Regions from separate parts of the Homo sapiens genome. Here region 1 is linked to region 2. Evidence: chromatin loops called from intact Hi-C (ENCODE). Cell type or tissue: IMR-90. All regions are shown on one strand. Each heading gives the region's core, and the rest is flanking DNA. Links, peaks and the distances in the headings are about the cores only.

What was found. Hi-C counts contacts between places; a loop is a spot of excess contacts. Peaks named below come from ENCODE experiments on the same cell type or tissue, not always from the same donor. Only the 100,000 strongest peaks of a DNase experiment are listed, where the experiment ranks them.
Region 1: a loop joins it to region 2, with 4 times the contacts of the local background. A loop is called at or near these places in 2 of 110 quality-filtered maps.

The regions. Positions count from the first base shown.
Region 1 is chrX:109,769,949-109,780,832 of GRCh38, forward strand. No RefSeq gene overlaps it. Among named protein-coding and RNA genes, the nearest start is that of ACSL4, 42 kb to the left of the region's middle. In IMR-90, for the core only: no CTCF peak of the experiment used is centred there; a DNase peak (open chromatin) is centred at 4,913; H3K27ac peaks cover 186 bases.
Region 2 is chrX:109,822,716-109,833,599 of GRCh38, forward strand. No RefSeq gene overlaps it. Among named protein-coding and RNA genes, the nearest start is that of ACSL4, 95 kb to the left of the region's middle. In IMR-90, for the core only: a CTCF peak has its summit at 4,817; DNase peaks (open chromatin) are centred at 4,516 and 4,856; H3K27ac peaks cover 1,044 bases; H3K27me3 peaks cover 30 bases.

The sequences.
Region 1 (10,884 bases), core at 2,054-7,053, 53 kb before region 2:
AGAAATAATTGATAGATGGGATTTCATTAAAATAAAAAACACACGCTCCTCAAAAGATACTGTTAAGAGAATGACAAGACACAACACAGGCTAGGAGAAAATATTTGGAAAAAACATATCTGATTTAAAAATTGTTATCCAAAATTTGCAAATAACTGTCAAAACAGAACAATAAGAAAACAAACAATTCAATTGAAAAATGGGCAAAAGACCTGAACAGACACCTAGTCAAAGAAGATATACAGATGGCAAATAAGCGTGTGAAAAGATGTTCCACATCTTATATCATTAGGGAAATACAAATTAAAACAATAATGAGATACCACTACACTCCTATTGGAATCCCCAGAATCCAGAACACTGACAACATTAAATGCTGGTGAGGATGTGGAGCAACAGGAACTCTCAATCATTGCTGATGGAAATGCAAATTTGTACAGCCATTTTGGAAGACAATCTGGTGATTTCTTACAAAACTAAACATATTCTTACCATAAAATCCAGCACTTGTGCTCTTTGACTTTTACCCAAATGATCGAAAACTTCTCTCCACATAAAACCTGCACATGGATGTTTATAGCAGCTTTATTCACAATTGCTAAAACTTGAAAGCAACCAAGATGTCCTTCAGTAGGTGAATGGATAAATGAATTGTGGCAAATCTAGACAATGAAATGTTATTTGACTCTAAAAACTAATGAGCTATCAAGCCATGAAAAGGCATGGAGGAAACTTAAATGCATATTGCTAAGTGAAAGAAGCCAATCTGAAAAGGTTACATTCTGTGTGATTTCAACTATATGACATTTTGGAAAACAAAAAAATATATATGGACATGGTAAAAAGACCAATAGTTGCCAGGGGATAGTGAGGAGGAAGGAAAGAATAGGCAGAGCAGAGAGAATTTTTAGGCAGTGAGGCTATTCTGTATGCTATGCTAATGGTGGGTACATGTCATTATACCTTTGTCCAAACTCACAGAATGTACAAAACCAACAGTGAACCTTAATGTAAACTACGGACCTTGGGTGATAATGATGTGTCAGCATAGCTTTATCAATTGTAACGAATGTACCACTCTGGCTCATGATGTTGATAGTGGGAGGCTGGGGTTGGGGGTGGTCAGGGGGTATATGGAAACTCTCTGTACTTTCCTGCTTAATTTTTCTGAGAACCTAAAATTGCCCTAAACAATAAAATCTATTTAAAATAGAAAAAAATAATGCCAGATGTGGTGGCTCATGCCTGTAATCTCTGCACTTTGGGAGGCTGAAGTAGGAGAATTGCTTGAGCCCAGGAGTTTAAGCCTAGCCCAGACAACATAATGAGACCCCATCTCCACAAAAAAATATTAGCCAGGTGTGGTGGCATGCGCCTGTGGTCCCAGATACTCGGGAGGCTGAGATGGGAGGATTGCTCGAGCCTGGGAGGTCCAGGCTGCATTGAGCCATGATTGAGCCACTGCACTCCAGCCTGGGAGACAGAACAAAACTCCCAAAAAGAAAAAAACCAAAATGGAAAAACAAAACACAATGGAAAAATGTTAAAATTTATATTATTCTAGTGGCACTATAAGGTGACATTCGTTTCAGAGATTCACATCAGAAATTCCAGTTGCAAAACTCTATTTATTCTTCTCTTTAAACTGGTATTTAAATTTATGGGAGCCATGACTACATCTATTTTTCTATCATCGTAGAACATACTGTTATAAAATGTACGCAACTATTTGAACTTGGGCATGGATATGGAATCCAGTCAGTGGTTTAAAGAAGGTGAGAAAATAGCTGGGTGCGATGGCTCACGCCTGTAATCCCAGCACTTTGGGAGGCCCAGGTGGGAGGATCACTTGAGGTCAGGAGTTCGAGACCAGCTTGGCCAACATGGCAAAAACCCATCTCTACTAAAAATACAAAAAATTAGCTAGTTGTGGTGGCGGGCACCTGTAATCCCAGCAACTTGGGAGGCTGAGGCAGGAGAATCACTTGAACCCAGGAGGTGGAGTTGCAGTGAGCCGAGATCACACCACTGCTCTCCAGCCTGCATGACAGAGTGAGACTCTGTCAAAAAAAAAAAAAGGAAGGAAGGAAGGAAGGAGGGAAGGAAGGAAGAAAGGAAAGAAGGAAGGAAAGAAAAAGAAGTTGAGAAAACTGAAAATGTTTACTACTTTGCTCCCAGAGAAAAAAATTACTGACCTAATGTCCTTAAACATATTCAGTCATTCATGCAACGCATATCTGTTAAAGAGTGTACTATGTGCAGGCTGGGCGAGGTGGCTCACACCTGTAATTCCAGCAGTTTGGGAGGCCAAGGTGGGTAGGTAACCTGAGCTCAGGAGTTTGAGACCAGCCTGGCCAACATGGCAAAACCCCGTCTCTACTAAAAATACAAACATTAGCCAGGTAAGGTGGCAGGTGCCTGTAATCCCAGCTACTCGGGAGGCTGAGGCAGGAGAATTGCTTAAACCCAGGAGGTGGAGGTTGCAGTGAGCCAAGATTGTGCCACTGCACTCAAGACTGGGCGACAGAGTGAGACTCCATCTCAAAAAAAAAGAGTGTACTATGTGCTGAGCACTGTGGTAAGCACTAGGAATACCATGGTGAGTTCTTGCTCTCAAGGAACTCGCAATTTAGTGACAGATGATAATCAAATAATCAGGAACTGGGATGCTAGTCTCTGAGGTCAGCTGCTCCTTGGCATACCCTTGGAAGGTCAGCCCTTCTGAAGGAAGGTGGACTGTCCGAAGTCAAGAAGCCCTCAGTGGTAGGCAGGCTGGAGGGGCAGCAAGGAGTCCTCATAACAGAGGAACCCCATTGCTCTGTTCTTTAGATGTTTCCAGAGAGTAAGCCCAAAGCTACGTAGAAAGAACGGCTTCAAGCTGAGCATTGTGGTTCATGCCTGTAATTCCAGTGATTTGGGAGGCTAAGGCGGGAGGATCATTTGAGGCCCGGAGTTTGAGACCTGCCTGAGCAACATAAGGAGACCTCTACAAAAAAAAAAAAAAAGGGCGGGGTGTGGTGGTGTGCACCTATGGTTCCAGCTACTCAGGAGGCTGAGGTAGGAGGATCACTTGAGCCCAGGAGTAAGAGGCTGCAGTGAGCCATGTCTCAGTGAGCCATGCTTGCACCACTGCATTCCAGTGTGAGCAACAGAGCAAGACCCTGACTATATAAAATAGGAGGTAGGGGTGGGGGTGGGAGGTGGTTGCTAAGGAATCAGTGTTGTGGCCCCTGACAAGGAAGAGGGCTAGGGCACTTTCCATGCAGGCTGCCACTCCCTGGTGTTGATCAATAAATATTTTTTTCATGAAAAAACATAATCAAGTAATCACACTCAAAAATGTAAAAAGCAACTGTGACAAGTGCTCCAAGGGCATAGCACACAGTGCTATGATACTTTATAACAGCTGGATTGACCTAGTGAGGGGGACCAAAGAAGGCTACCCTGAAGAGATTGCTCAAAATGTGATCTGAAGCATGAATAAATGTTAGGTGAGAAAAAAAGGAGAAAGGGTTCCATCTGAAAATAAAGAAAACTCAAAATATGCAAAGTCCCCATATCAGGAGGAAGCATGGTGACATGAATAACTTAGAGATAAATGTAGCTGTGGTGTGGACAGTAATGGGGTTTCGGGTGACGTTGGAAACTAAACATGTGCCAGATCACACAGGGCCTTGTAGGCCACATTAAGGAGTTTTGTGTTTTACTGTAAGGGTGGTGGGAAGCCATAAAGGTTTTAAGTATGAGGATGATAAAACATTCCTTACAAAAAGACCATTCTAACTATAATCAGAATAGATTGGAGGGGAGCCAGAGTAGATATGTGTAGATATTAGGAAATGCTGCAGTACTCCAGGTGAGAGGTGATGGTACAATAGTGATAATGGAGACAGAAAGAAGTGGATAGATTCTGAATTTTGTTAGAAAGTAGAATAAGCAGAATTTGGCAAAACACAAGTGTCAAGTTGAGGGGAGGGACAGGAGGTATCAAAAGACTCCTAAGCGCAACGAGATAGAATGGTAGGGTAAGCCACTAAGATAAGGAAGGCTGGAAGAGTACCAGGTTTGGGGAGTGAGATCAGTTTGAGGGGGCTTTAAGACATCCTACAGGAGAGATCAAGTAGGCGGTTGGATATACAGTCCTAAAGGTCAGAGGAGCAGTCCGAGATGGAAATATAGATTGGGCTCATCTGTATGTCAGTGGTAGTTATGCTGTGGTTATGGGTGAGCTTGCCAGGGAGACAGTATAGAGTGAGATGGGAGAGAACTGAGGACTGGGCCTTAGGAAAAGCCACCATTTGTCATGGGAAAGAAGTTGCAACAATACATGGGTTATTTCTCTACTTCTGGAATTCAGAAACCCTGAATTTTTCTTTTGTTTTTTGGCTTGGCCACTCAATTATTTGGCACCATCCCCAAAAACAACTCTCCTCTGTTTAAATCAGCATTCCAGTTGTGGAAGGGAACTGTGTCATTTTTGAGGAGTACTTTAGCTTTTTACCAAATATCATTAGGAAGATGATCATAAATACACTGTAAATTGAGCATACGGCAACAAAGGTTTAACTTGTTAGAATATTGAGCAAAACAAGTAGGACTCACCGTGACTGCTGTACCCTTCTAGAGTGGTGGGAAGAGGGATGGCCCCTCGACTATTATGGTCTTCAAGATGGTTGTGGTCCTACATGCTTAGCTATTCTCTAAGAATACAGCTATGCTTTCTAAGTATAAAGGCTGTTCTGGAAGAAAGAGCGAGAAAGGAAAAGAAAAAAGCAAGGGCTTCCCCTCCACCTTTGTTCGCTTCATTCTGTAGTGCATACTTTTATGCCCTTGGGAAGTGGAAGGGAGGAATGAGCTAATAATTTGGTTGATTCAACCTTCTGACCTCTGAGTCAAAAAATTACCCAATAGTCCTTTTAGCAGGCGATGAGGGGGTAATGCATTCAGAGTCAGGAGTCTGTGCCTCTGATAATGATTCATATGCTGAGTGACCTTCGGGTAAGCCATGCAAACTCCCTCCGTTTCAATATCAGTAATACCAACTGTCCCCCCTATCTCTTGGGGTTGTTATGAGAGTGTGATGAGATCACAGATCTGAAAGCATTTTTTAAATGTCAGACATTATCATACCAAAAAGGAAGCCGTCCACCAAGAGCTGGTCTGTCTTGATATAACTTTGTTACACAATTGATGTATTAATTCCTGTTCTATTTTTCTAGCTAGCTGCTTCTACCACTACAAAGTTAGTATCAAAATGTCTAAATAAGCAGTTGTATTAATCAATGTTCCAGTTTACAAATGGAAACTCTGCAACAAAAAATGTAAAAACCTAGATTACTTTTTATCATAATGTGAATTCAAAGGTCTTGACTTAGCCCACTGGGCCCTACGTTATCTAGTTCCCAACTATGTTTTTGACCTCATCCTTGACTTTCCCTCACTCTGCTTTAGCCTTTTTGGACTTCTCGCTGTTCCTTGAATAACCCAAGCACTGTCTTATACAAAGGCCTTTGTATTGCTGCTATTCACTCAGAATGCGATCAATCCCTCCTGACATCCTTCATTTCATTTGAGTCTCAACGGCCTAAGATATGATGCAGAGGCCTTCTCTAACTACCCTATTTAACTACCCTAAATACTCCTATCTAAAGTAGCACATACCCCTATCACTTGCCACCCATGTGTCTGTTTCCCTCCTCTTAGGTTTGCTTTATTATTTTGCATAGCACTAATCACCACTTGACACCCAATATTTGTTTTTCAGTTTTCCTCCCAATAAGAGTGTAAGTTTTATAAGAACAGGATATTTTTGTTTGGTTTGTTCCTCTGCTGTATACTTAGCACTTATAATATAGGCTGGCACATAGTAGGCATATGATAAATAGCTGTTGAATAAAAGAACAAAGGAACATAAGTATACTACTGAACTAGCCAGAGCTCATAAGAAAAATGAAAAAAAATAGAAAGAAAAAAATAGAGCTAAGCAATTGTTGTGGGTGTAGTTGTGATAGAACTGTTCTGATGAAGTCTGTTAAATCACATCAGAAAACTGAATAAAATAGGTCAGATTTTGCAGTCACATTTCATTTCATGAAATGTATTATTCTTTTTAAACTCTATGGAGTATAACTTATTGATTTATTTTTATAGTTAATTAATTACTGCCTGCTTCTATCTTCTTTTGTTTACAAGGAATAAATAGTTAAAATATTCAGATATTTCTACTACTTCTTCCAGGCTCAGAGGGAGCCAGATCCCTAAGTACTATAACCAATACCTGGAACTATGTCCTCATTCATTGGCAATGACCTAGGATGAGACAAAACTCCTAGTAGAGATGTCTTTGTCTTCATCCTCTTCCTCCTTGACATCATCACACTTTTAACAACAAAAAAGACATTTGTTGATTGATTTTTTGTGTGTGTATCTGGCACTCTGGCAAGCATTGAGATTTTAATAACCTTTCTATATCTTACCCCCAACCGCAAAACTTTAAGTGGTCTCACTTGGAAACAATGGCACATAAACTGTCTTTGTATTTAGAAATCAGAAATAAGATGGCACTTTTGAAGTAAAGGCTTCATGCAAACAGGATAGTGGAATGGTTAAGAGCATAGGTCTTGTCTGGAGTCAGAGGTCAGAGCGCTCAAATCAAATTCCTGCTCAGGAACTTCCACAAGCTGTGTGACACTGGCATGCTGTACAACCTCTCTGTTCCTTACTGTCTTCATGTGTAAAGCAATAATAATAAATGTATACCACAGAGGAGTTTTGAGGAATAAACGAGGTAATTCATGTAAGGTGCTTAGAACTGAACCTGGTAAATTGAAAATGCTCAATAAGTATTAGCTATTATTGCACAAGGGACTCAAAGTTTGCAGAGTCTAAAAAAGGCAACTCTGGCTGCAAATCAAAGAACATCTTCTTATGTGAAAAAGGTGGAAAGACTAACAGTTACTCAATATCATTTGTGTCAAGCCCTCATACACAGTGATCATTTTAAGTTTATAACTAGGAAGTCCAGAAACATACTGGAAACACAGATACAAGGCTTTCAAAAAACCCATACATTTTCGTAAATCAGGAGTTGGCAAACTTTTTCTATAAAAGACCCTATGGGAGATATTTTAGACTTTACAGACCAGACAATGTCTGTTGTGACTACTCAACTCTGCTGCCATGGGGCGAAAACACTCATCAGCAATGTGTAAATGAATGGGCATAGCTAATAAAACTTTATTTACAAAAACAGGCAGTGGGCTGGCCCGTGGGTCATTATTTGCCCACCTCTGCTCCAAATAATGATCCTAGTCTATCAGGGTTCTAAAGGCCACTTACGCTGAGTAACCACAGAAAGCAAATACATTAGGGAGGAGAATATAAGGAATGAGGACAATTCAATAAATGTAAGAATAAACAATGGGTCATTTAATACCTTTCCTCTCCTATCCCAAATAGTAGTAGATGCCTTAGATGACAAGGGAACGGTGAACTTCGTTTATTCTCTCCTTCATTTAACACATAATTGTGAAGCACTTATGCCCCAGGCATTGTGCTGTGATCTATGATGCAGAGTGAAAACAGATCTAGTCCCTGCCTTCACGTAACTTACAATCTAATCAGATAGGGATACGGATAAACATCAGCCAAATAATCACACGAACAAACTTAAACCTGTACCTATGCTAGATCCTACGAAAGCTTATAAGAGGAGGATGGCTCTAGTTATGGAGCTCATGGTTGTCTTCCCTGAGAAACGTGAACCTAAAACTTGACCTGAGATCTGACAAGTGAGTTGCTTTATTAGGCAATAGAATAACTATTCGGAGCAAAGGGAACAGCATACGTTCTTTTAGAATAGAAAGGATGGTGCATGCAAGGGATGAAAATAAGATCACTATGATTGGAGTCCAGAGATCCAGACAGAGCATGGTGAGATGGAGCTGGAAAGATAGGCACAGGTCAGACTATAAAGGACCATGGCAGCAATCAATGCTTTATTTATTCAGCAAATATTTACTGAACACTACTCTACATCAGGCTCTGTGGATACTGTGGTGAATGAGAAAAGCAGACATTAAACAAATAAACACTCAAATCTTTAATTACGAAGTTCTGCCTTTAGAAGTTCTATGTCCTGGCTGGGCGCAGTGGCTCATGCCTGTAATCCCAACACTTTGGGAGGCTGAGGCAGGCAGATCACGAGGTCAGGAGATCGAGACCATCCTTGCTAACAAGGTGAAACCATGTCTCTATTAAAAATACAAAAAATTAGCCAGGTGTGGTGGCAGGCGCCTGTAGTCCCAGCTACTCGGGAGTCTGAGGCAGGAGAATCACTTGAACCCGGGAGGCAGAGGTTGCAGTGAGCCGAGATCGCACCACTGCACACCAGCCGGGTGACAGAGCAAGACTCCATTAAAAAAAAAAAAAAAAAGTTTTATGTCCCAAAACTCTGTCCAGTGGCTTGATTTGTTTTTTAAAAAATTACCTGGCCTGTTTCCACAATGCAGTCCCAATTTAACAAGGTGCCCACGTTAGAACCACATTCAGGCCAGGCACAGTGGCTCATGCCTGTAATCCCAGCACTTTGGGAGGCCGAGGCGGGTGGATCACTTGAGGTCAGGAGTTCGATACCAGCCTGGCCAACATGGTGAAACCCCATCTCTATTAATAATACAAAAATTATCCAGGTGTGGTGGCGCACACCTGTAATCCCAGCTACTGGGGGTGCTGAGGCAGAAGAATCACTTGAACCCGGGAGGTGGAGGTTGCAGTGAGCTGAGATCACACCCTTCCACTCCAACCTGGGCGACAACAGTGAAACTCTGTCTCAAAAACAAACAAACAAACAAAAACAAAACAACAACAACAAAACTACATTCAAATGTATTACTCTATCAATATCATTTTGGCAATCATGAGTGGATTTGATATAAGATCCCCAGTACTCAGCCTGTGAAACACCATGCCAAATTATTATTATTATTATTATTATTGAGACTGGATGTTGCTGTGTCACCCAGGCCGGAGGGCAATGGCACAATCACAGCTCATTGCAGCCTCAGTGAACCTCACTTGAGGGATCAAGTGATTCTCCCACCTCAGTCTCACAAGTAGCTGGGACTACAGGTATGTGCCACCATGCCTGGCTAATTTTTTTCTATTTTTGGTAGAGACAGTGTCTCACTTTGTTGCCCAGGCTGGTCTCGAACTCCTAGGCTCAAACAATGCTGCTGCCTTGGCTTCCCAAAGTGCTGGGATTACAGGTGTGGGCCACCACGTTCAACACAACTCCAGATTAATAATGAGCACTGATAGTTTCTTTTTTGGGATGCGGGCTTCCAGACAGATGTGGCCTTTCATGCTGTCCATAGTGACAAGTCTTTATAACTTGCTATTGAGGATGGTATCATGGACAGGACTGTGACAATAAACCAGATCTGAGTATCTGACATACTAATTCAATTGTTTAAATCTGAGGTGTTTTCTTTTATTTTGCTATCTGCTTTTTAAACATATTTATTCCTGTGGTGAAGTGTGTAGATATAGTCTAGCTTATATTATAAACTCTTAAAAGGGGCAGAAAACTCTTCTGGGGAATTGCAAGATTAACAAATGCTTTTCCATGTTGATTATGAAAATCTAACAAGACTTTTAAACAGTTTCAAAGTGATTTCATTACAATGATACTATTTCACTCTTAACTCCATGGTCTATTTTTTCTTTCAAAGAAGAAAATTAAAATGTCATAGGATGGGCCGGGTGCAGTGGCTCACGCCTGTAATCCCAGCACTTTGGTAGGCCAAGGCAGGCGGATCGCCTGAGGTCAGGAGTTTGAAACAAGCCTGGCCAACATGGTGAAACCCCGTCTCTACTAAAAATACAAAAATTAGCTGGGCGTGGTGGCAGGCGCCTGTAATCCCAGCTACTCGGGAGGTTGAGGCGAGACAGTCGCTCGAATCTGGGAGGCGGAGGTTGCAGTGAGCCGAGATCGTGCCATTGAACTCCAGCCTAGGCAACAAAAGTGAAACTCCATCTAAAAAAAAAAAAAAAAAGGCCATAGGATGATTTGCTTTATGTGAACCTGGGCTGATTGCTATCCAGTACTTGATGCTAGTCTCTATGGGTAAATGAATTACATGATGATCTCCACTGCGGCAGTTCTGGTTCTCGACATGTTGTCCACAAATGCCTGGGGGTTCCTATGACCCTTTTAGGGAGCTGAAGAGATCGAACTTATTTTCAAAATAATGCTAAAATATTATTTGCCTTTTCCAGAGTGTTGGTAATTGTAATGATGGTGAAAAAGCAATGGTGGGTAAAACTGCTGGTGCTGTAGCATGGATTAAGGCAGGGGTACCAAACTATACTACTGGTTATTGTGTGCTTTATTACCACATATTGGCAGAAAAAGAAATGCCATCTCACTTAAGAATGTCCTTGATTAAGCAGAAGAAGTTATAATTATTATTCATTAAAATGCTATTTAACACACAATGGGTTGTTTTTTATTTTTAAATAATCTACCAAATATTTTTAAATGTCTTAGTTTTAATTTCTAACTTGATAAGTATAGATAGTTATAGCACATAAACAAAATATCTTTTGGGTCCCTAATAATGTTTAAGGGTACTAAGGACTCCTTAGACCAAAATGTTTGAGAACTACTGCTCTCTTAGTTTTCCAAACATCACTCTTTTCAATTATGGGTTGTATGCAGACTTTTCACTTCACTAGGTCTAGCTATTCTTCATGACTTCTCAAAAATAGTGACTAAGACCTCTAAAACAAACTTCTAAAACTCCTTAAATGCTATCCTTTGTGTTCGACCAGTTTGTTTCACCTCATGCTCTCTTAGCATGGTGTTTTAGAAAGAGCCACCCA
Region 2 (10,884 bases), core at 2,438-7,437:
GTGAACTTTGTAAGGATCAATTAGCTTTGCTCCTTTTCATGGCCTAACCCTTGCTGGAAAATGGCTGTCCTTGGTCGCAAGGAACCTGAAAGATTGAGAGCTGCCTCATCCCTGCTGTTGGCAAAACAACTCCAAGCCTACTGCCTACTCTAATTCCTATTGCTAATGGGTCATTGATGTCATGATCATACACTAAGGACAGCATGTTTTGATATGAAGGGACACGTGAACTTCTGAGAAGCTGAGGACTATGTAAACTCTGGGTACTGCAGGATTGTTATTTAAGGCAGGTCCCATGAAAGAGCCATTGTATTTCAAAGCCCCACACCACCACCACTGCAGAGGGCCTGTTTATTTTACCGTAGGAAATAAATGATGTTCAGCAATTTCTTTACCTAGCTGTGAGATTAAAGCACAGTCCCTTGGGCTCCCAACCCACTTCGTGTGTACAGGAAGTGGCCCCCCCGCCCAAGTAGCTGACTCAGTTTTAGAACAATATATATCCTGCAGGAATACTTCCTGTCACAAAATTTCACTGAACCCCTGAAGAAATAAACAGCTTTGGTTCAGGTGAAAAAGAAAGACCCAGATAAAGCAATGAAAATACATCACTGGGCTAAAGGGAAGGCCTGGTGGGACTTTGCATTCAGGAATGGGAGAATAGATCAAAAGAGAAAGGCTAGGCATAGGGGAGAATGTGCGAACAGCCCTGAAATTGGGGATCTTCATGACATATTTGGGGGACACTAAGGTAAGCAGGTTGGTGGAAGCAAATGGTTTCTCTTGGGGAGAAATTGTAGACAGGTTTGGAAATTTAAAATATTCTTGGGGGAGAAAGGCAGACAGAAGGATTTAGCCCTTTTCCTATTTGCCTCGGTGCTTGTGGCTGCAGCGTTTTCCCTAAGAAAACTTTGCCAGGAAATCTATCACTTTTATTATTATTTTCACATTGCTCTAGTATATCAACTTTGGAAACAAAAGGCATCATTCTATTAATAGCATTCTGTTTTTAGTAGTGGTATTTCCATTTACAAAGTATAATAATTCTAAATCACCGAAAATGTCAAATCCCAGAAAACATAGCATTCCTACGTGTGATGTTAACATCATTCTCGAACAGTTGTTGGCCGAAGATTCACTTCATGAACCGAATTTTCTGAAATAGACGATTCTGATGATTCAGATGATTCTGGTATTAGTTCTGTTTAGAAATAACTCCAATAACAATTTTTATATTTTATTTTCTCATTGAAAATCAGTCTGATTTGCTTCAGCCTCAAAGAGCGTGTTTATGTAAAATTAAATGAGTGCTGGCAGTGAGCTGCACTTTTTTTTTTCTAAACAAGAAAAGGGTTAGATTTGAAACAGGAAGAAAGAGTGTGTTTTTGTCTCCTTTCCCTGGACCCTCTCCTTGCTCTGCTTAGCTCTCTTGCATCAGGTTTACAATGAATGTGGGAGATAGAGGAGGAGAGAACTCACCAGGAAAAAAGAAAGCATGGACTCCATTCATTATTCCTGTCCCTACAAAGCCCCACTCCACTGGAAGTCTTTCATTCCCCATATTCTAAGCTTGATGCATATCAGAGTGCCCCTCACTGAGTTTAGAGTGGGGTTTAGTGAGGCTATATGGCCACTCTCCAATTCCCACATATGCCCAGTCCCTGTTCTGGTTAAGGCCCTGGTTTTAACAGCAAGGCATGTGGCCAACTAAGATTATTACTGTCCCCTTTGAGGGAGATCAAAGGTGGCAGAACCCCTCAGGACAGGAAGATGAATGGGCATCAGAAAAGTCCTGCCTGCACCTTTAAGTAGGTACTTCTCCAAAATCTCCCAAAGCCCCTGCTAGAACATCTGGGACATGTAAATGGGGCACTTGAGCCCCTCGGAGCCTTCCATGACTATCTATCTACCCCTTCAATGTTGCCATCATGGCTTCACTTTAACTGAACTGACCTCCAAGCCAGGATATACAAAAGGCCAAAAGACAAATATAATTCTTAGTCAAAAAAACCCCTTTATTAGTATGGATAAGAAAATCCATTCAAACTCAGAGAGTTATTGTGAAAATTAAATATAACATACTGAAGAAAAAAATGTACTTCTTAGTCTCAAACTATGCCCAACTACCTTGTCCAGCCAAGCTTCCCAGATAAGCTTTCAACAAACCTCACAGATGGCAGCAACAATAGCCAGAGCAGCGCCGTCCCTGCAGAATCAGGCAATGGTTGTTTCTAGCACAATAAAAGCCATCTCCCCTCATTTGTTCCCACAGGTTGTTTGTGAAAACTGGAAGTCCCTCCCCTCCTTTCCAGCATAGTTGTCTGTATGCTGTTTGGACCCAGCCAAAGGTGTCTGGACCTCATATGCAGCAGCTGCTGCTGGGCCGGGGGTAGTCTTCACCCAGAAAGGCCCCATCCCCTCTACGCCTCCAACGTTGGGTGACTGTCCTCCAATAAGTCCACCATGGAGAAGTCTTCTTCTTCTTGGTTCCCTCATAATTTATTTTAGATTCTTTGCTGATAAGAAAGTGATATGTGGTCATGTAGAAATTTAGACAAAGTTCCACGAAAAAAGGGTCAAGAAGCAGAAAAACCCATCAGCCATGTATAATCCCATTGCCCAGTAGTAACCCATATTAACATAGTAAGGTGTCTTTCCTGGCCTTTATTGTTCCAAGTTTTCTTGACATGGTTGAGATCTTACTACCTGAAAATTGTAGCTACCATTTTATTGCCTGTTGTTTTTCTCCTTAAGCATTTTATCCACAAGCATTTTCCATGCCTTTAGGAGTCTTTGTTATCATAATTTAAATGGAGACATCATATTCCGTCTTATGCATGCACTGACATTTGTATAACTTTTTTTGGATAGTAATTCTTAATCTTTTATCATTCTGCACTAAATTTCATGGAAGAGTCTTGTACTGTGGTATTACATGTCCTAATAACCCCTGGGTCTTCGTTGTATGCAAAAGGTTACCTTCATTCATTTGCTGAAGTTGGCATAACCTGGCTCTAAAAAAATTTCCTGTCAACCCCATGTTTATTTATTTATTTATTTTAATTGAGATGGTCTCTCAGTCTGTCGCCCAGGCTGGAGCGCAGTGGCACGATCTCAGCTCACTGTAACCTCTGCCTCCTGGGTTCAAGTGATCCTCTTGCCTCAGCCTCCCAAGTAGCTGGGATTACAGGCGCATGCCACCACGCCTGGCTAATGTTTGTATTTTTAGTAGAGACGGGGTTTCACCATGTTGGCCAGGCTGGTGTCAAACTCCGGACCTCAAGTGATCTGCCCACCTCAGCCTCCCAAAGTGCTGGGATTACAGGCATGAGCCACCGCACCTGGCCTCTCAACCTCAGGTTTAAAGTTGGGGCACCTTTAGCTGCATGGCTTCTAAAGCCACCTACACGACAATGCCTACTGTAGTCCATTCCATGCTTCTAACATGCAGCTCTGTCCTCCATGGTATAAGATGACCAGCTCATCCCAGTTTGTGTAGGACTTCCCTGGTTTTAACACCAAAAGTCCTGTCTCCAAGGAACCACCTTAATCCTGGGTAGATTTGAATGATGACGGGACTGTCCTGCTTTAATTGCAGAAATTCTTGCATCCCCAGAAATCTTTCAGCCCCAACAGACAGAAATGGTTGGTCACTCTCCATAAGATTCCATGGCTGATAAGTGACTTATGGCATTCCTTCTGCCAGAGGCATTTACTTATTAATAAAGATGCTTTCTGAATCATGAAGTCAGCCAGGTGCGGTGGCTCATGCCTGTAATCCCAGCACTTTGGGAGACCGAGGCGGGTGGATCGCGAGGTCAGGAGATCAAGACCATCCTGGCCAACATGGTGAAAACCCGTCTCTACTAAAAACACAAAAAAAAATTCGTTGGGCGTGGTGGTGCATGCCTGTAATCCCAGCTACTCGGAGCCTGAGGCAGGAGAATTGCTTGAATCTGGGAGACGGAGGTTGCAGTGAGCCAAGATCGTGCCACTGCACTCCAGCCTGGTGACAGAGTGAGACTCTGTTAAAAAAAAAAAATCATGAAGTCTTCACAGTTTAAAGGAATGAATGCCTAATTGTGGGATTCCCAGACACTGGGACAAGTTGGCAGGAAAGCTATTTCTGGATTAATGGGTCAATCCCACCTTTCTCCCCACTGCCATACCCCTCTCACTTCTCATCGAATTGAATGTATGTTCTGCCATCCCAATTCTTTCTAGCAGACAATCTGCAGTGCTCTATTACAGTTATTGGGGGTCCTTATCCCCTAGGACATCAGTTCTCAAACTTAAGCTAACATCAGCTTCACTTGGAGGGGTGGCTAAAAACACAGGTTGCTTCACTCCACCCCCAGAGCTTTCATTCATGTGGTATGTGGTGGGGCCCAGGAATGTGCATTTCTAATGATTCACAGGTGGTGCTGCTGCTGCTGCTGGTCCTGTGACCATAGTGTGACCCATTGTGTAGAGGTTAGGAACACAAACTCTGTAGTCACTCTGCCTGGGTTAGAATCCTTTCTCTGGTACTAATCAGCTTCACAGTCTTAAGCTAGTTACTTGCCCTCTTGGGCTTCAGTTTCCCCATTGATAAAAGTGGAGGTAGTAATGGAACCTCTCTCCTAAGATTGTTGTGAGGCAATGAAACCGTGCCTAGACCATAGTAAGCTGCATGTTTATTATTATTACCCTCATGCTCAGGAGACTTGATCTGCTATTTTCCTTCTTTAGACTTAGAGCAAGCTGTAAACATTCAGGGCAGATGCACTCCTACAAGCATTCCTGTAATGCCTGACTACTGGGCAGAGGTTGCAGCTGCCCTGCATTCCCCTAGAGGCTGACTTGCCCTCTGGAGAAGTTTGGATGAGTCAACATTCAGTATCCTCTCTATCCTACCCTGCAGGCTCTTAGAGAGCTTCCAGAAGGTTTTCCAGGAGAATGCACATCAGTGTATACACAAAGCAGCCCAAAGTATTTGAATAACACATGGCCCTCTAAACACCATAGATAAAGCTTAGTTGTTGGAGAAGAAAGAGCTTAGTTGAAATAGACACATGTGGACTTTTTAGTTGAAATAGACACATGTCTGAGGAGAGATGAGTTTGTAGCAGGATGCAAACATACAGTATTATACACTCACACATTCAGCTTGTTTTATTATAATTACTACTTTTTTTAGAGACAGGGTCTTGCTATGTTGCCCAGGCCAGAGTTTAGTGGCTATTCCCAGGCACGATCATGGAGCACTACAGCCTTGAACTCCTGGTCTCAAGTAATCCTCCTGCCTCAGCCTTCTGAGTAACTGAGACTACAGGCACGTGCCACCATGCTCATCTTCAGCTTGTTGTTGTTGTTGTTGTTGTTGTTGTTGTTTGTTTGTTTCTTTTGATAAAGTCTCGCTCCGTCACCTGGCTGGAGTGTAGTGGCACTATCTCAGCTCACTGCAAACTCCAACTCCCTGGTTCAAGCAATTCTCCTGCCTCAGTGTCCCAAGTAGCTGGGATTACAGGCATGCGCCACCACGCCCAGCTAATTTTTGTATTTTTACTAGAGACGGGTTTTCACCATGTTGGCCAGGATGGTCTGTATCTCCTGACCTCATGATCCACCCACCTTGGCCTCCCAAAGTGCTAGGATTACAGGCGTGAGCTTCAGCTTGTTTTGTATTTTTTCTTTTCTGCATTTAGGAAGGTCATTTGGCTCATCTCCAGTAAAGGGCAACCTTCTGCGGATAAAAGGAATATCTCTTCTTCCCTCCAGGAAGCAGAGATAGGCAATTGAGTTTTGCCAATGCCAGGCAGCTTCCCTGACCTCCAGGTAAGAGAAACTTGTTTTCTGTTCCTACTGATTTAGGCTCCAGTTTTTTTGTTTTTTGTTTTTTTTGTTTTTTGTTTTGTTTTGTTTTGTTTTTTGAGGAGAGGGGAAGGAGCAGGAAAGGGAAGGGGAGAGACAAAGGGCTCCAGCTTTAATAAGCCATTAAGGCTCTTCCTGGTGAGCCCTAAGGGCTATTGCTAGTACTAGTGAAAGAGAGAAGTGGGCCAATGGGGACAGTGGCAAACCAGAGAGTACAAGGCTGGTTTAAAGGGGGCAAGCACCACTCAGAGGCAATGGATATTTGCCAACTGAGATTTGAGCCCCTGTTGTTAGACCTTAAAATCTAAAAAAGAAAAGAAAAGAGGCCAGGCATGGTGGCTCACGCCTGTAATCCCAGCACTTTGGGAGGCCAAAGTGGGTGTATCACGAGATCAGGAGATCAGGACCATCCTGGCTAACACGGTGAAACCCCGTCTCTACTAAAAATACAAAAAATTAGCCAGGTGTGGTGGCTGTCAGGCCTCTGAGCCCAAGCCAAGCCATCGCATCCCCTGTGACTTGCATGTATACATCCAGATGGCCTGAAGTAACTGAAGATCCACAAAAGAAGTAAAAAGAGCCTTAACTGATGACATTCCACCATTGTGATTTGTTTCTTCCCCACCCTAACTGATCAATGTACTTTGTAATCTCCCCCACCCTTAAGAAGGTACTTTGTAATCTCCCCCACCCTTAAGAAGGTTCTTTGTAATTCTCCCCACCCTTGAGAATGTACTTTGTGAGATCCACCCCTGCCCGCAAAACATTGCTCTTACCTTCACCGCCTATCCCAAAACCTATAAGAACTAATGATAATCCACCACCCTTTGCTGACTCTCTTTTCGGACTCAGCCCGCCTGCACCCAGGTGAAATAAACAGCCATGTTGCTCACACAAAGCCTGTTTGGTGGTCTCTTCACACCGACGCGCATGAAAGTGGCACGTGCCTGTAGTCCCAGCCACTCAGGAGGCTGAGGCAGGAGAATCGCTTGAAGCCAGGAGACGGAGGTTGCAGTGAGCCAAGATTTCGCCAGCACACTCCAGCCGACTGTCTCAAAAAAAAAAAAAAAAAAAAAAAAAGGAAAAAGAAAGAAGTCAAAATCCCAGCTTTTTTTTTAATAGGAAACCTCCTGATCTTTAAATGTTGTCAACCAACTGAAATTTTAAAAAAAACCATGTCAGTCAAACAAAATTTCCTCAGCACCTATTTGCTGCTGGTGTATGATTTCTGGATTGTTATGAGGGAAAAGAAGACACTAGGGCTTTTAGTGCCGATGGTAAATGAGGTTAGCAGCAGGCAGACAGGCAGGACAGACTAGGAGGTGGGGAAAAGCTGGGAGCCAGAGCCCCAAATGTGGTCCTTGAGTGGGAGTCATCCCTGCTCAGGAGGGGCTTGGTGAGTGGGAGTGGGCTCCAAAAGAGGCACGCTGAGAGAAGCAGCATTTGTAGTCATGAGCCGTGTTGGATCAGAATCCTTGCTGGCTAGCCACCCAGTCTTCAGTGGGTGAGAGTAACAACAACAACTAACATTTATTGGACACTTACATAGTGCCAGGTATTCTTCTGAAAGTTTTACATATATTACTTAATTTAATCATCACAATATCCCTGGGCGGGGGTGGGGGGGCAGGGGTTGATATTACCCTTATCTCCATGTAACTTCATCTCACTGGCACCCTATGCTTACCCCAGTTGACTTTACCAAGCAGGAGCTCTGACAAAGCATGCCACAAGCCAACTCACCACTGTGGGCAGAATGCACAGTTGGTGGCTAACATGAATTTCATGCAGCAACCCCACCCTGACACTAGGAAACCTGGGACTCCTGGCAGTGTTTCATAGAGGAGCTCCTGAACCTCTTCTTTGGAGCAAGGAACTGAGCATGTTAATATGCCAGAGTTGGGGCAGTGGAAGCAGCTATACTATTACAATTCGATCACCTGTCACCTTAGGAACCAATAGCCAGAACCCTGGGTGAGTGACCTACAGGACAGGTCAATTCGATGGGAGGGAGGGCAAGGGCTATCTATGCCCTGGAAAGCTACTTCATAAAAGACATATCAGAAAGGGATTTGGGGGGCTGGAGAAGAGCATGAAGATACTGGAGACACAGAGCATAGAGGAGTGGAAAGGTAGACAAGGAGGAAGCAAAGACAAAGTTGGCCTGCATATAACTTTTCTGAGGGTCAATCTTGTATAGAGGTTATTAGCCTGGCTGGGAAAGAACCACAGAAGGAAGTGGGGTTAGGAAATTCAATCAGTCCAAATGTTGGACTAGGGCCCCTGGTCTCTTTGAACATTTTTTTCCATTTCCTTGCATAACCATAGCCACAGAAGCAGAGGAGGAGATTGTGAATCTGGCCTAAGGTCTTGGTTTATCATTATCTAAATATATATTTAACAAAAACCAAACAGGGCTTTTTAAAGCTCTGAGTCATGTTGTTTCTGCTATTTTTTTTTTTTTAGGGAAATGAGCTTGTTGCTTCATCAAATGATGGGTTATTTATTGATGGAAAAAACTAACCAGGAGGACCGTTTCCCCATACTGTTTAGTAACTTTACACATACTCGGAAGTCTTATTTACATATCAGCTGAGGACTAGCAGTTACTAAATAACAGGAAATTCCGAAAATGTTTTAGTAACTGTAAGGTATCAAGGCTTTTCAGGTAGAGATGGCTTCATGTCCAATTTGTAATAGTAAAGCTGAAGTTGATGGAGTTTCCTCTCTCAACTACTGAATATGAATACTTGGTACCCACTAGTTAGTTGGTCATTCAACAACATTTACTGGGCACTCACTGTTGCCCTCACTGTGCCTAATAACAACAGCGACTATTTATGGAGAACTTATCATCTGCCAGACACTGGGTTAAGTAAATTATATCATTTAATCCTGATAACCTTCATACTTGGATAGAATTACTACCTTCATTTTACAGATAAGGAAACGGGAGTTGGAGACATTAAGTAACTTGCTCGGGGTCAGAGTTCAAGCCAGGTCTCTCTGCTTTCAAAACCTGTGTCCTAAACTATAATAACAACAACCACGACAATGACAACTGACTTTTATTAGATGCTCAATGTGTGCCAAACAAACGCATAGTGTTGTGTATGCATCGTCTCATTTCATCCTTATAATGACTCTATGAGTTCATCACTATTAGTATTATTAGCCCTATTTTGCATATGAGGAAAATGAGACTCCAAAAGGTAAAGTAATCTGCCCAGGGACACACAGGTGGTAAATGAAAGAACTGCAATTCAAAATAGCTCCATCTGACACCAGAGGCCAACTCAAAGGGTTACCTACTCCAGGAAGCTTTCTGTAAACCCTCTAAACTGTTTTAGGTGTCCATGCACAAGGTTCACATTGCACCTTGCCTCCTCTATCAAACATGTTATTAACATTACAAGGGGATTTCAAAACGTGAAAAATGGAATTAAAGATAAAAGTAAAAAAAATATAAACTTTATTTCTCAACATGAGTTCCATCAAGGTGAAGACATTTTTGTAAGCTATAATACCAGTCACTTCATCCATCCCTAAATAATTGACGGTCCTGGGAATTTAACTATGTTATGCAATATTTTTCACATTATTAACTGAAGAAAATTGGTGCCCTCTAAAGATTTTTTAATATTAGGACCCAAAGAAAAGTCAGAAGGAGCCAAATAAGGACTTTAAGAAGGATGCCTAATGATTTCTCATCAAAACTCTCACAAAATTGCCCTTGTTTTATAAGAGGAATGGGGAGGAGCATTGTTGTGATAGAGAAGGACTTTGGTGAAGCTTTCCCTGGTATTTTTCTGCTAAAGCTTTGGCTAACTTTCTCAAAACACTTTCATAATATGAAGATGTTATCATCCTTTGGCCCTCCAGAAAGTCAACAAGCAAATGCCTTGAGCATCCTCCAAAACCTGTTGCCATAACCTTTGCTCTTGACTTGACCACTTCTTGGTAACTATTGCTTTGATTGTGCTTTGTCTTCAGGATCATGCATGTTCCATTTCTGGTTACAATTCTTTGAAGACATGCATCAGGATCTTGATCCCACTCGTTTAAAATTTCTGTTGAAAGTTCTACTCATGTCTGCAGCTGATTTGCATGCAATGGTTTTGGGACCTATGGAGTGGAAAGTTTGCTCAACTTTAATTTTACAGTCAGAATTGTGTTAGCTGAACCAACTGAGATGTCTATGGTGTGGGGATTGTTTCTGCTGTTAATTGTCAGTTCTCTTCAATTAGGACATGAACAAGCTGAATTTTTCCTTTTCAAGTTGATGTGGATGGTTTGCCACTGTGGACTTCATCTTCAACATCTTCTTATCCCTTCTTAAAATGAGTTGTCCATTTGGAAACTATTGATTTCTTTGGAACATTGTCCCCATAAACTTTTCATGAAACATCAATGATTTCACCATTCGTCCACCCAAACTTCACCATAAATTTCATGTTTGTTCTTGCTTCACTTTTAGCAGAATACCCATCCCGTTGCTCTGATAGGGGCTCTTTTCAAACCGATGTCTTATTCTTCTTAGTGCCTCACACTAGATCCCATTCAGACACATTATAACAAGTTAGCACAAATTTATTTTGATGCAAAACAAATGAAATCCATGTGTGGTTTTTTCATAATACACATTTTCCATGAAATTTTTGAAGTCCCCTTGTATTATTGCTACTAGTATTGTCATTATTTGAGTGTTCGTGCAAACACTATATATATATTAGCTCTAGTCCTCACAAAAGTATGCAAAAACACATTATTAGCCTTGTTATCTGGGAAACAGGTTCAGAGAAGTTAAATAACTTACCCAAAATGACACCGCTAGTAGAGATTGTGCTGGGATTCAAATATGAGTCTGTCAGTCTCCATCGAATCAAAGCTCATACGTTTCACACCAAACACTGTCTTCCTTCATTTTGTATTGAAATTATGTTTATGTATCCAAGCGGACCTAATAGGCATCTACAGAACTCTCCACCCCAAATCAACAGAATACACATTCTTTTCAGCACCACACCACAC